Linked DNA regions of Homo sapiens: region 2 is linked to region 1. A link is a loop called in an ENCODE intact Hi-C map of the cell type or tissue named here. Cell type or tissue: A673. All regions are shown on one strand. Each heading gives the region's core, and the rest is flanking DNA. Links, peaks and the distances in the headings are about the cores only.

Region 1 (5,000 bases), core at 1-5,000:
CCCAAATATGGGCGGAGGAAGCCATAATGCCTCACCTCAGCAACCCTGTCCTGGATAAGCCGAAGGGAGCGGCTGGTGCCTTGCATGGTGTCCTGAGCTTCCTGCAGTGCCACTGTCCCCTGCCGCAGGTTCCCAACCACATCTTCCACCTGGCCCTCCACTGCATGGGCTCGGCTCCTGGGTGAGAGAAGCAGCAGGGAGAGGAGAGAGAGAATGAGTGAACAGTGAATCAATGTGTGGTTCGACTCACACACCAGTCCAAAAGAACACCCTTCCCAGCCAAGGCAAAGAGCAAGGAAAGTATTAACTCAGTAGCTTTGATGTCCCAGGACCCCACCAAGCAGACGTGATGAATGTTCCCATTATGCCCAAGACACCTTCTGGGCGGTTTCCAATACGGAAGACACAGTCATGCAAATTAAGTTTAACCTGCACTCTGGACTCTGTGTACCACTCTCCACCATGGTAAGCACCCCCTCCTGTCTCCCAGCCCTCTGTACCCCTCTCCCAGCAACGGGGTTGAGGAGCAAAACGCCAGCTTAATCCTGGGCAGAGAGAAGTTCAGGGCCCAAGGCCATACCTGGCTTCCTCAGCCTCAGCCTGCAACCGGCGGGCACGCGCAATGTCCTGCTTGGTCTGGGACAGCACCAAGTCCACGTTGGGGAGCCTGGCTGCAATGGCCTGGATCTCATTCATCTTCTGCAGAACAGTAGCTGAGTCTGTGGGCAGCCACAGGGCCAGCACGGCCTCGCTGACCTCCTGGATAGTGGCTGCATCAGTGTCGGGGTCTGGAAGACAACACGCATTTGACTGTAGGAGCCCACTAACCTCCCCAGAGATACGAGGCCTCTCCTAGCTGAGCAGCACTTGTGGAAGGCACCCACAGTGGCCCCTCTACCGTGGTGTCCCAAGGAGCTGCTGCCCCCTTTCAACCAGACTCAGGCGCCTGTTCTCCAGGGATTTCTGGGAATGCTGTAGGAGGATGACTATCCTGTGCTCCATGCTGCAGCAGGGAGGAGGAGGGGTGTCGTCACAGCTGTGCCAACTAAGTGTCTGGTGCCACAGGAAGCTGCGGGCTGGGGAGAAGGAGGTGGTGCCAGACAGCTGGTACTGAACAATGCCTGCAGCACATGCACAATCAGCCCTAAATTGGGAAGAGTGGCCAGAAACTGGAGCTGCTTCCTTGGCAAAAAGACCCCTTCCCTGCATTCCCCCTCAGGCAAGATTGCTCATTTGTGCAAAGGCAAATAAGAATGATCAAGTCTCTGCTGGAATATCACCTTCTCAGGGAGGCCAACCCCAGCCATCCAATCTAGAATTGCAACCTCCACCCTGGACTGTAGCACACCTTATCGTCCCTCCCTGCCTTATCTTTCTGTCTAGCACTTGCACCACCCATGTGCCAAACACTGTACTCATTTAACTGGTTTGTTTGGTCTCTTTTCCTCTAGAATGTAAGCTCTACAAGGGCAGGGCCTGGGTTTTGTCCACAGCTATATCCCCAGACCCCAGCACAGTGCCTGGCACTTGGAGGTCCTCATGTGCGTAGAGTGAATGAATGATTGACAGGGCTTCAGGTTCAGATCTCTGCTTTACTATTCAAGCCACCTGGGCAAGTCAAGTGGTTCCTCTAAGCTCAGTTTCCTGATCGGTGAAAAAGGAATATCAATCCCCAATCTGAAGGTACAACATGAAACAATCCATTTGCAAGAGTTGTTACAAACCAACTCTGGGTCAGAGGGTAAGGTCAGAAGTACAGAGATGACATCTCCTCCCCATCTCTCCCAATTTGCTTTTACAGATTTCACTGGTATTGAGGTATTAAGGAGGGGGGCACCCACTCACCAGATGATTTGCCCTGGAATCTGAACTCCTCTGGGGCCCCAGGCCCAGTTTCACTCTACAACTAGAGGATACTAGCTGGTCACACAGGTCTCATTCCCTGCCCCATCCCATGCCAGGTGGAAGGACACTCCTGGAGGGTGGAAGCCATGCTTGTTCATTGCTGTGTCCCTCGGGGCTTGCATGCAGCATAACTGTGGTTGAGTTTCATTAAGTGGGTTTATCCCAGCAGCAAGCTTTCATAAGGACCTTCCTAATAGAGCTCGTCAACCTCTCTTCTAACCCAGAGTCCCACTCTCAAAACAAGGCTTCATGTGCACCTTCTCAAGAAAGCCTTCCAGGATGAGCACATCCCCACCTAGATCTTGCCCTTCCTTTACTCTGCACCACTTCAGCTGCATCCTCAGGGTCAATCGGTATGACATTCAGTCGCAGAGCCTTCTGGGTCTCAGGATGGGCTCAGTAAATATTTACTGCTTTGAGCAAAAGCATGGGAGGAGTTGAGACTGCAAATCAAATTAAACTCAGTCCCTGCCTTTATGGAGCTGGAAATCTAATGGGAGACAGGCACATGAACAAGGAAGTACAGCTTTGAGTGAGCGGAGTAAACACAGGTGCTATGATGGCCATGGAAGGGGCCCCCAGCGCCATCTGATAGGTCCAGGGAGGCTGCCTGGAGAGTGGGATGCCTAGATTCCTAGAGGATGAGCAGGAGCTAGACAGGTCAGCAGAGGTGGGAGAGGGGAGACGATCCAGAGAGAGGAAAAACATTCGCAAAGGCAAGAGGCAAGAGAAAGTGTGTTTGTGTATGCACACTCGCATGTGTGTATGTATTTGTGTGTCTATGCCGTAAAGCAATAGGGTGTGAATGACAGAGTCAGACAATTAGGCTTGAAGCCTACCTGCACCACTGCCAAGCTAGATGCCTTTAGGCAAGTTGCTTAACCTCTCTGTGCCTAGATTACTTGTGTGCAAAGTGGAAGTAATAAGAGTACTTAGTTCATGTAGTCAGGAATAAATGATGTAATACATGCAAAGCACTTGGAACAGTGCCTGGACTCAGTTAGAACTTAATAAGCCTTAACTATTCATTTTGTCAATTCCATTTGAAGAACTGGGAAAGGCGATGTTTCCTCCTCCCTCCACAGACTTTCCACTCTCCCTCCCACACTGTGACCCTATATCGGACAGCAGCCAGCGCTCAGTGGCTTCTGCACCAGGACTCTGGAGACCAGAGTCCAAGCCCACCGCTACAGAAAATTTTCCTGGGTTTCCCCCTGGGGCCAGGCCTCTCTCAGGCCCTGCTTTTTCTCTCTGACCCTGGACTCATCATAAGACTTGACCTGAGATACAAGTATAAGAGAGAGGACAAAAGGGGCCTGGCAGCTCCCTGTCTGTTCACATGAGCCTCAGCTGCACCCGGCAGGAGAGAATTCCAACTCACCTCCCACCCACTGAGGCCAGAGCCCTGGCTGAGATTAATGCAGGATGAGTGGCCATTCAGCCTCACTGGACTTGACTCAGGGGCAAGAATCCCTTATCCATGAGCCTAAGCCCCACACCTTGACCTCCCCCATCATCCACGTTTGTGGGGCACAATCTCCCTACATCCCCAGGTAATATTTTCCCCAGGTGAGTGCCTCAAGGCCTTATGCAAGTCATGAGACCTCAGAAGAACTTTCCTGCCCCTCTCTGACCTGCCACCTGCACTCAGGAGGGGACTTCGGCCTATCTGGGGCAAAAACACTGTAATAGTAGCAAGAGGAGCCACTGTCATTACACCAAGCCCTGGGCTCGTATTAACTGGGCTCCCAGCCAAGCAAATAACCTGGCAGGAACCAGAAATCTAACAATATCAACTCTTGTTCCTGAGGCACTTTTCCTTTTTCAAAACACATTTTACATCAGTTATTTGATCCTCAGAATAAACTTGTGAAATACTACCGTCCCCATTTATAGAAGCAAAAGATGAGGCAAAGAGAAAAGCAGCCTGCCCAATGTCACACGAGTCTCCCGGGTCCTGTTTAGGGATCTTTCCATTGTACAGCCCTTCCTCACTCCCCAGAGCAGTGAGGAAGGGTGTCTGGTTCATTTATTCATGCCACCAATGTCAGATGTCTTTCTGTGTCTGGCCTTATGTTAGGTGCTGGTGACACAGTAGTCAACAAGACAGACAACCATCCTTGCCCTCCTGGAGTCCCCATTCTAGTGGAGTGACAATCCACTTGTTGACAACTGAATGAGGGTGAGTAGTGCAAGGAAAGTAAGATGATGGGGGACAAACAGATCGGATGGTCAGGAAACACCTCTCTGGGGAGATGACCCAGAGGACAAGAAGCAGCAGCCCTGGAAAGAGGACTTCAGGCAGACAAAGAGCAAATAAACATCCCTGAAGCAGGCAAGAGCCTGACATGTTCAAGGACAGCCAGTGAACAAAGCAGAGAAGAGCCCAAGGTCACTCCCAAGAGATGGACAGAGGCCAGGCTCTGTAGCCACGATGGGAGTTGAGAGCTCATTCCAAGAACAAGGTGAAGCCACTGAAGGATTTTAAGCAGGAGTGAGATGTGATCTGACTTATGCATTTTAAAAGAGATATTTCAGCTGTTGTGTTGAGAATGAGAATGGGTCACAAGGGATTGGAGTGGGTGGGGAGGGCAGACGGGAGAACGAGAAGGTCATGGCCATGGTGCCAAGGAGAAGTGGAGGCCTGGATGTTGCAGGCCTGGGACTAGGGAGGGAGGGCTGGCTGATGCACTGAACATGGGAATGCGGGACAGGCAGGACTGGAACAGCAGCCAAGGTGGGGTGGAGACTGGGCTCACCTGTTAGGAAGTCCCGGACCTGCTGGATTAGGAGCCGTGTGCGTCTGACATCTTCCTCCATCTGGGAGCGGCTGGCGCTCACCTGGGTCTCCAAGCGCTGGGCACTGGATTGAATCTGTGAGGCAGATTCCTCGGCTGCCCTAATCTGTTGACATACACTCTAGGTCAGAAGGGGTAAGGCCCCAAGGGAACCTCTCAGCAGCCCCACGATTCTGCGGATCATCCTCTATGCCAAGACCTACCTAGGAAGCATTTGTAACCAACCCAGCTTACATGTGGATGTTCAGTAAAAGAGAAAAAAAACTATCTTGCACTTGCTGTGGCACCTTAAGCAGG
Region 2 (8,193 bases), core at 1,424-6,423, 290 kb after region 1:
GGGGAACTCCCCTTTATAAAACCATGAGATCTTATGAGGCTTACTCATTATGACCAGAACAGCATGGGAAAGACCTGCCCCCATAATTCAGTTACCTCCCACCAGGTCCCTCCCACAACATGTGGAATTATGAGCGCTACAATTCAAGATGAGATCTGAGTGGGACACAGCCAAACCATATCAGTAGTAATTTTTTTTTTCTCTCAATCTTTATTTCTTTGCCTGTTTTTACTGAACTGGCTAGGCTTCCTGATAAAATGCTACATAGAAGCAGTGACAGGGATTTTATTGAATCTGTAGATGAATTTAAGGAGTATTGCCATCTTAATAACATTATTAAGTCTTCTGATCCATAAATGTGAGATTTTTTCCATTTATTTAAATCTTCTTTAATTTTTTTCACAGTGTTTTATAGATTTCAGATTTTAAGTTTTGCACTTATTCAGTAAAATGTATTCCTAAATGTTTTATTCTTTTTGATGCTATTATAAATGAAATTTTCTTAATTTCATTTTTCAATTGTTTATTGCAAGTATATAGAAATAGGATTTATTTTTATATATTGATCTTGTCCCCAGCAAGCTGGATAAACTAATCTATTAGTACTAGTATTTTGTGTGTGTGGACTCCTTAGGAATTTCTATATACAAGATCATGCCATTTGCAGTAGAAAGAATTTTAATTATTTCTTTCCAAACTTGATGGTTTTATTTTGTTTTCTTGCTTTATTGCCCTGGCTAGAACCTCTAGTACGACACAGAATAAATGTTTTAAGTACAGACATCTTGTCTTGTTCCTGTTCTTAGTCGGGAAGTCTTCCACTATTAAGAATGATGTTAGCTGTGAATTTTTTGTAGATGTCCTTCAGGAGGTTGAGGAAGTTCTCTTCTATTTCTAGTATTGTCAGTGTTTTTTTTGTACTTTATCATAAAAGTGTATAAAATTTTTTAAAATACCTTTTCTGCATTTATTAAGATAATGTGATTTTGGTTTTTTATTCAGTTGCTATGGCATAGTACATTAATTGACTTTTAGATATTATTAAGTTGGTGCAAAAGTAATTGCAGTTTAATAAAACAACCATGCATACCTGGTGTATATCCCACTTGATCATGATATATCATTATGTTTATACATTGCTGAATTTAGTTTGCTGGCATTTTGTAGAAGATTTTTATGTCCATATTCATAAGAATATTGGTTTATAGTTTTCTTGTGGTGTTCTTGTATGGTTTGGTATTTCCTCTTCTATTTTTTGGGTACAGTTTGTGAAGAATACATCTTAATTCATCTTTAAATGTTTCGAAGAATTTACTACTGAAGATATCTGGCATGGGCATTTCTTTGGAGGTAGTTTTTTGATTACTAATTCAAACCCTTACTTCTTATAGGTCAATTAATGTCTATTTCTTCTTAAGTCAGTTTCAGGAGTTTGTGTTTTTTAGGAATTTTTCTGCTTTATCTAAGTTATCTAATGTATTGGCATACAATTGTTCATAGTGTTCTTTATAATCTTTTTATTTCTGTAAGGTTTCTAGTAATATCTGCTTTTTATTTCTAGTTTTAGTGATTTATGTTGTTGTTTTATTTCTTGGTCAATCTAGCTAAATATTTGTCAGTTTGTTGAACTTTTCAAAGAACCAGCTTTCAGTTTCATTGCTTTTCTCTATTGTTTTTTAATTCTCTATTTAATTAGTTTCCACTGTAATCATTATTATTTCCTTCTTTCTGCTTGGTTTGGGTTTAGTTTGTTCTACTTTATTCTTGTGTTTTAAAATAGAAAATCAGATTATTGATTTATGACCTTTTTTTACTGTAGGCATTTACAGCTATACATTTTCTTTTGAGCACTGCTTTAACTCCATCCCATATGTTTTAAATATGTTGTATGTTCATTTTTATTCACATCAAAGTATTTTCTACTTTCTTTTTTGATTGTGTTTGATTCATTGATGATTTAGGAGTGTGTATTTTGATTTCCACACATTTGCATGTTTTACAACTTTTTTCTGTTATTGATTTCTAATTTAATTTCATTGTGGTTGAAGAACATACTTTGTATTATTTCTTTCCTTTTAAATGTATTCAAGTTTGTTTTGTTGCCTAGCATATGTTCTATTCTGGAGAATGCTCCATGCGCAGTTGAGAAGAATGTGCTGTTGTTGTTGGATAGAGTGTTCCATAGATGTCTATTAGGGTAAGTTTGTTTACAGTTGTCCCAGTCTTCCAATTCCTTATTCATCTAGTTGTTCTATTCATTATTGAAAGTGGGGTATTGAAGTTTCTGGCTAATTGTCAATTTCTTTATTTCTGTTGGTAGTTTTTGCTTTGGGTATTCTGATGCTCAGTTGTTAGGTACATATTAATTTATAATTGTCATATCTTTCTGATGGATTGGTCCCTTTATCCATATAAAATATCCTTCTTTATTTCTAAAAATTTTCTTCGTTTAAAAGTCTATTTTTTCTGATATACGTATAGCCACTCCATTTTTTTATGGTTGGTGTGTATAATATATGCATTTTATCATCTTTGACTTTCAATGTATTTGTACCTTTGAATATAAACTGTGTCTCTTGTAGACAGCATATAGTTAGATCTTGTTTTTTATCCATTCTGACAATCTCTGTTTTGTGATTGGGATATTTAATCTGTTCACGTTTAATATTAAATAGCTTATTTAATACATATTAAATATATTACAGATAATTGTACATATATCTAATCTCATTAATAAATAAATATAAATAATTATTTGATGACATAGTTGGGCTTATGATGTGATACAATACAGTTAATATGGTTGGATTCATGTTTGCCATTTTGTTTTTTGGTTTTTATATGTTTCTTTTTTTTTTTTTGATCCTCCATTCCTCTTGTACTGCTTTTTTTTTTGCGTTAAGTGAATATTTTCTAATGAAGCATTTAAATTTCTTACTGATATTTTGATATTGCTCTAGAGTTTACCATATTCATCCTAACTTATTGAAATAACCTTCAGATTTATAGTAACAATTCCAATGTGACATAGAAATGTTTTTCTATATAGCTCTATTAATTTCCTCCCCTTTTGTGGCATTATTATTATACATATTACATTTATACATGTTAAAAACACAAGAATACATTGTTATAGTTATTATTTTATATAATTTTGTCTTTTAAAGAAGCTAATAGAAGAAAAGACAACAAGTTTATATTTATAGCTTTTGTTATATTAACCTGTTTATTTGTCATTTCTGGTTCTCTTTGTTTCCGTGGATTCAAGTTACCAGCTGGATTCATTTTCTTAGCTCAATAAAGCTTTGCTCTTATCCACCTCTTTTGTGCTGTTAATGGCAAATATATTACATTTCTTTTCCTTCCTTTCTTTCTTCTTTCTCTCCTTCCTTCCCCTCCTTCCTTCCCCTTCCTTCCTTCCTTCCTTCCTTCCTTCCTTCCTTCCTTCCTTCCTTCTTTTCTTTCTCTTTTGTTTCCCTCGATCTGTCACTCAGGCTAGAGTAGAGTGACACAATCATAGCTCACGGCATCCTCAAACTCCTGGGCTCAAGCAATCTTCCTGCCTCAACCTCCCAAGTAGTTAAGACTACAGGCATGTGCCACCATGTCTGGCTAATTTTTTTAAAAAAAAAAAAGCTTGTAAAAATGAGATCTAAGATCTCATTTTACTGCCCAGACTAGTCTTGAACTCCTAGCCTCAAGCAATACTCCCACCTTGGCCTCCCAAAATGTTGGGATGACAGACATGAGCCATCGCACCTGGTGTGAATATATTTCTGTATGTATTATATGTCCAACAATTTGTTATATACTGTTTATACAACAGATGCATTTATCAGCTGAAACTTTGAATATAATTACAATTTCCCCCCCATCTCCTCATTCTTTATCTATATGTGGTTAAGAGATAGTTTAGGGCTGGGCATGGTGGCTTACACCTGTAATCCCAGCACTTTGGGAGGCCAAGGTGGGAGGATTGCTTGAGCCCAGGAGTCCGAGACCAGCCTGGGAAAGACAGTGAGACCCTGTCTCTACAAAAAATAAAAAATAAAAAAATTAGCTGAGTGTGGTGATGCATGCTTGCAGTCTCAGCTACTTGGGAGACTGAGGTGGAAGGATCAGTTGAGCCCCGGAGGTTGAGGTTGCAGTGCGCCATGTTTGTGCCACTGCACTTCAGCCTGTGCAACAGAGAAAGACTGTCTCAAAGAAAAAAAAAATGGGGGTAGTAGAGGAAAAGGAAAAGACCATGACTGATTTGTAGTTGGCCTGGGGAAGGTAATTCTCAGCAAGAAGAAACACATGGAATAAATGACCAAATCAGGTTATTTTGGCAGTGCTTGTAATATGCAACAATATTGTGCAGAAATTAAGAGCACATACTTTTTTAGTCAATTAGACTGTTACTTCCTGGTTGAGAGACTTTGAGCAAGCGCTACTTTGTTTTTCTGAGCTTCCATTTCCTCTTCAGTATTAATGGGTATAATAATATCTATGTGGTGTGGGAGCTAAGTGATGTAACGTATGCCAGGTGTTCAATAAAAATAGCTATTATGGTCAGCTCAGAAATAAAAATTCAGAGCACACCCACGGAAGACTAGGGAGTACACCAGTGGAAGGACTATGGCCAACAGGGATAATGGCCTACAGTTATTCTGGATGTCATTAGTAGGGCTATTGCACTAAAAGGCAAAGTGGAATTTAGGGACCACGGATGTAGAACTAATGAGTATGATGTGAAGCTTTTCTAATATTTTATCCTTGTCTTAGTGCACTGCTGCACACATTTGAAAAACAGATTGTCAAAATCCCTTGTGTCTACACAGTAGGGTAGTTTTGGATTCATTATTTCTATGGCAAAACATCTTATTTGTAGGTCTTTTATTTACATGCATATTTGCTGGAGAGCTGAAAAAGCAGAATGAGGAGACGAGGGAATACTTGGCATTGCCACACTCTCTTTGTTTTTCTTGGAATCATGATACAAATTGCTTAGGAAAAAAGATAAAGATGCTAATTCAAGAATAGTATCTTAATTTGTTGACTGTGGATATGATAACAGCAGGTAGCAGAGCACTCAGGTAATGAGAAAAATCTTTTATCAACAGAGGACATACCTTTACTATGTTTTTTGCAATTACAATTATATAACTCCCAAATATTTCTTTCTTTCTTCATGGTGTTTTAAATAATTCCTTTTATAAAATGTACAGGTTGTAATTAAACAAGTTCATGGGCAGAACTTTTCACAATATCCCTGTTTTAGAGAAAATTATCAGGGAAAAAAACTCATAAAGAGAACTGGAAAGTGGCCTGGCCTGCTAAAGCAGCTGATGTCAGCTTTTGGGAGCCAGCATGTCCCCCATGTGGGAAGATAGGGCAGAGTCCTTTATCAAACAAGGCAACAGGTGTCCCCCTGAAGAGCTACTCCCTCTTCTTCTCCTGGCTGCTAAGTAAATCATGAAGATTCAATCCTAGCATGTCCAGCTGGGGACATACTACATCTGAAAGGGGAGGAAAGAGATTATACCCCCAAAGCAGCTGCAAGAATTAACTAACATATACTAGCAGGAGCCAGAGTGCTTGATCAAAGAAGCTAGAAAGTAAGATGCAATAAAGCAAGAGTTCATTGACTCACGGACACTTCTCAGTGGAAGAAGGGGTGGTTCTTAGAAACCTGCAGAAATTGATGGTTCATACTAAGTGAAGTTGAAATGCCTGAGTGGCCATGGCAGATGGTGGCAGAAGGGATTTAAATGGTCAAGGAGATGGGCATGTTGAAATATATATATGATGTGAGGCCAGAAGACCCACCAGAAGATTATTTTCCACAGCAGGGCCTAGAAGTCACATCATTTACCAAACTGTCAGGAACGTGCTGATAAAACAAGCACCAACATTGCTAAGAAGATCGAGGTTGGCTTTTCTCTGTAGGCCAGGGCTGACCATAGGAGATGCAGTCACAGAGCTGGGCTCATCAATAGCAATGGGGATAGTGAGGTTCTGAAACAAAAAGGCCAGTTGTTGACCCTTAATCGCCGGAAGCCAGAGCAAAACAATTATGATATTGATTGACAAATTTGTAGAGACAGCCAAGGGGATCTAATCTACAAGGAAGCTGTGGAGACTAGGTGAACGTGGCATCCCTAGGAGCAAGATAAATGGGAAACCAACAAGAGTGCTGCCTCATAGAATCAAAAGAAAGCAAAAATGGGTGAATAGAAGGCTGAGGGCAGTTTCCCCAACAAAAAAGTTGTGATTCCTTGCTAAATTCCTAAGATAACTGGATCTAAGCCAATTTTCAGACTCTAAACCTATTGACTGAAAAGGTGAATAGGTCCCTAGGAAAAATACAAAGATTTCTCTAGACCTCCCCAAAGGGACCTACAGCCATTTACTCAGGTGACTACCCACTGGAGCAAGAAGAATGCCAAGGCATTTTGAGGACTGTTGGACATGGGAACTAAGTTGATCTAGAAATATAAAGGGTCATATCATAGTCATTCTGTTTCAACGATGGTATATGCAGACCTATTGGAATACATCCAACCTGGAAGAAGCACTGAACAACCAAGAAGGCACTACCTAGCCTTGATCATCAGGTACCCCAAAACTAGTATAATGGGCACATGAACAGAGTGATTGTGGTGTCAGAGATGGAATCTATGCATGAACTCAATAGCATGGAGTCCCACTTACCAGGGCCTTTCTAACTGCCACATATGAATGTCCGACCTGCCAGCAATGAGACCAATGTTGAGGTCACTTATGGCATTATTCCTTGAGAGACCAACTGGCCACTTGGTTTTAAGTTTTCTATACTGGGTCTTTTCCATCCTGAAAGGGCTAGAGATCCATTTGCACAGGAAAAGAAACTTACTTCAGGTATGGATTTGCCTTTCTCACCTGCAGAGCCTCAGTCAGCACCACTAATAGGGAGCTTATGGAACAGGTGACTCATAGGCATGAAATCCCTCACAGTGTAGCATCTGGCCAGGATATCCACTTCAGAGTGAAAGAGTTGTACAAGAAGACCAATAATCATAGAAGCTACTGGTTGTATCACACCTTCCAGAAGCAGCTGGTCTGACAGAGCATTGGAATGACTCGTTCAAGGCAGAATTACAGTGTCAGCTTGGAAACATACTTTGCAAGCGTGGGATGACATCCTATCATATGCAGTATATACGTGTACATTGAATCAAGTTTCTATGTATAGCTTGGGATCAAGAGGTGGAAGCATGAGATCCCCATTTACCATCATTTTCATTGACCCAATGAGGCACTTTGTGCTTCCTGTGCCCACAGTTCTGGGCTCTGCAGCATTTGAGGTCCTAGTCCCCCCCAAAAGAGCAGTGGTGCCAGGGTCCCATTGATCTACAAGCTAAAGCCCATCTGCGTACTTTGTACTTCTATGTTCAGAGATCAGCTGAGAGAAGAAGAGTCACCATCTTGTCAGTCATGATTGACCTTGGTTATCAAGTGGAGATAAGGCTGCTGTTATACAATAAGGGCAGAAAGTAATATCAATGGAATGCAAAGGATTCTCTTTGAGTGCCTCCTGGTACTCTCTTCACCAGTTGTGATGAGGCATGAAAAAGTGCAGCAACTCTGACTTGATTAAGGGGTCAGGAGCTCAGACTTCGCAGAAATCAGGGTTTGACACCACCAGATAAGCCCTTGAGACAGAAAGAAGTGATAGCTTAGTGTGAATAAAATTAGCATGGTTAGTTGAAGAGGAAGATGATGAGTACCATTGCAACCCTATGAACAACTGTAGAGATTGGTACTGCGGTTAATCCCACTAATCTCCTTCTTCTAAGTTTCCAGGAAAAGAGGCTACTATAAGCCAGGGAGATGTTGAATGATATTCTGAAATGTTCAAGGCAAGAAATGCTCTCTCCTTGCAGAGACTGAGTAAAAGACTGAACATAATAGGGGGAACTGGGGTTTGGCCATTTATATACAAGGAGAAATTCTTGTAACAGGCAATCTTTGCCCTGGAGCTTGCTATCAGGCTGGCTGAAACCTTCTCAGAGTTGCACCATAGCTCTTTTCACCTCCTTCCTTCCTCTTCTCACTTCACAGGGGTCAGACCTGCACTGCGGCCTGGTGACCTTCTATACCTACTTCTACTCCTTTTTCCCTGTTCTTTCAAGGCATTAGCCTCGGTAAATCTCTTGCACTTCTAACTAT

The links. Hi-C counts contacts between places; a loop is a spot of excess contacts. Peaks named below come from ENCODE experiments on the same cell type or tissue, not always from the same donor. Only the 100,000 strongest peaks of a DNase experiment are listed, where the experiment ranks them.
Region 2: it touches region 1 in a loop (4-fold over the local background); 1 of 110 quality-filtered maps calls a loop at or near these places.

The regions. Positions count from the first base shown.
Region 1 is chr1:209,617,872-209,622,871 of GRCh38, forward strand. LAMB3 (laminin subunit beta 3) reads right to left here. Exons shown (of 23, transcript NM_000228.3): 18 at 4,665-4,809; 19 at 581-788; 20 at 36-177. Among named protein-coding and RNA genes, the nearest start is that of MIR4260, 3.1 kb to the right of the region's middle. In A673, for the core only: no CTCF peak of the experiment used is centred there; DNase peaks (open chromatin) are centred at 1,070, 2,880 and 3,750; H3K27ac peaks cover 3,810 bases.
Region 2 is chr1:209,904,954-209,913,146 of GRCh38, forward strand. No RefSeq gene overlaps it. Among named protein-coding and RNA genes, the nearest start is that of SYT14, 29 kb to the right of the region's middle. In A673, for the core only: no CTCF peak of the experiment used is centred there; a DNase peak (open chromatin) is centred at 3,498; H3K27ac peaks cover 1,915 bases.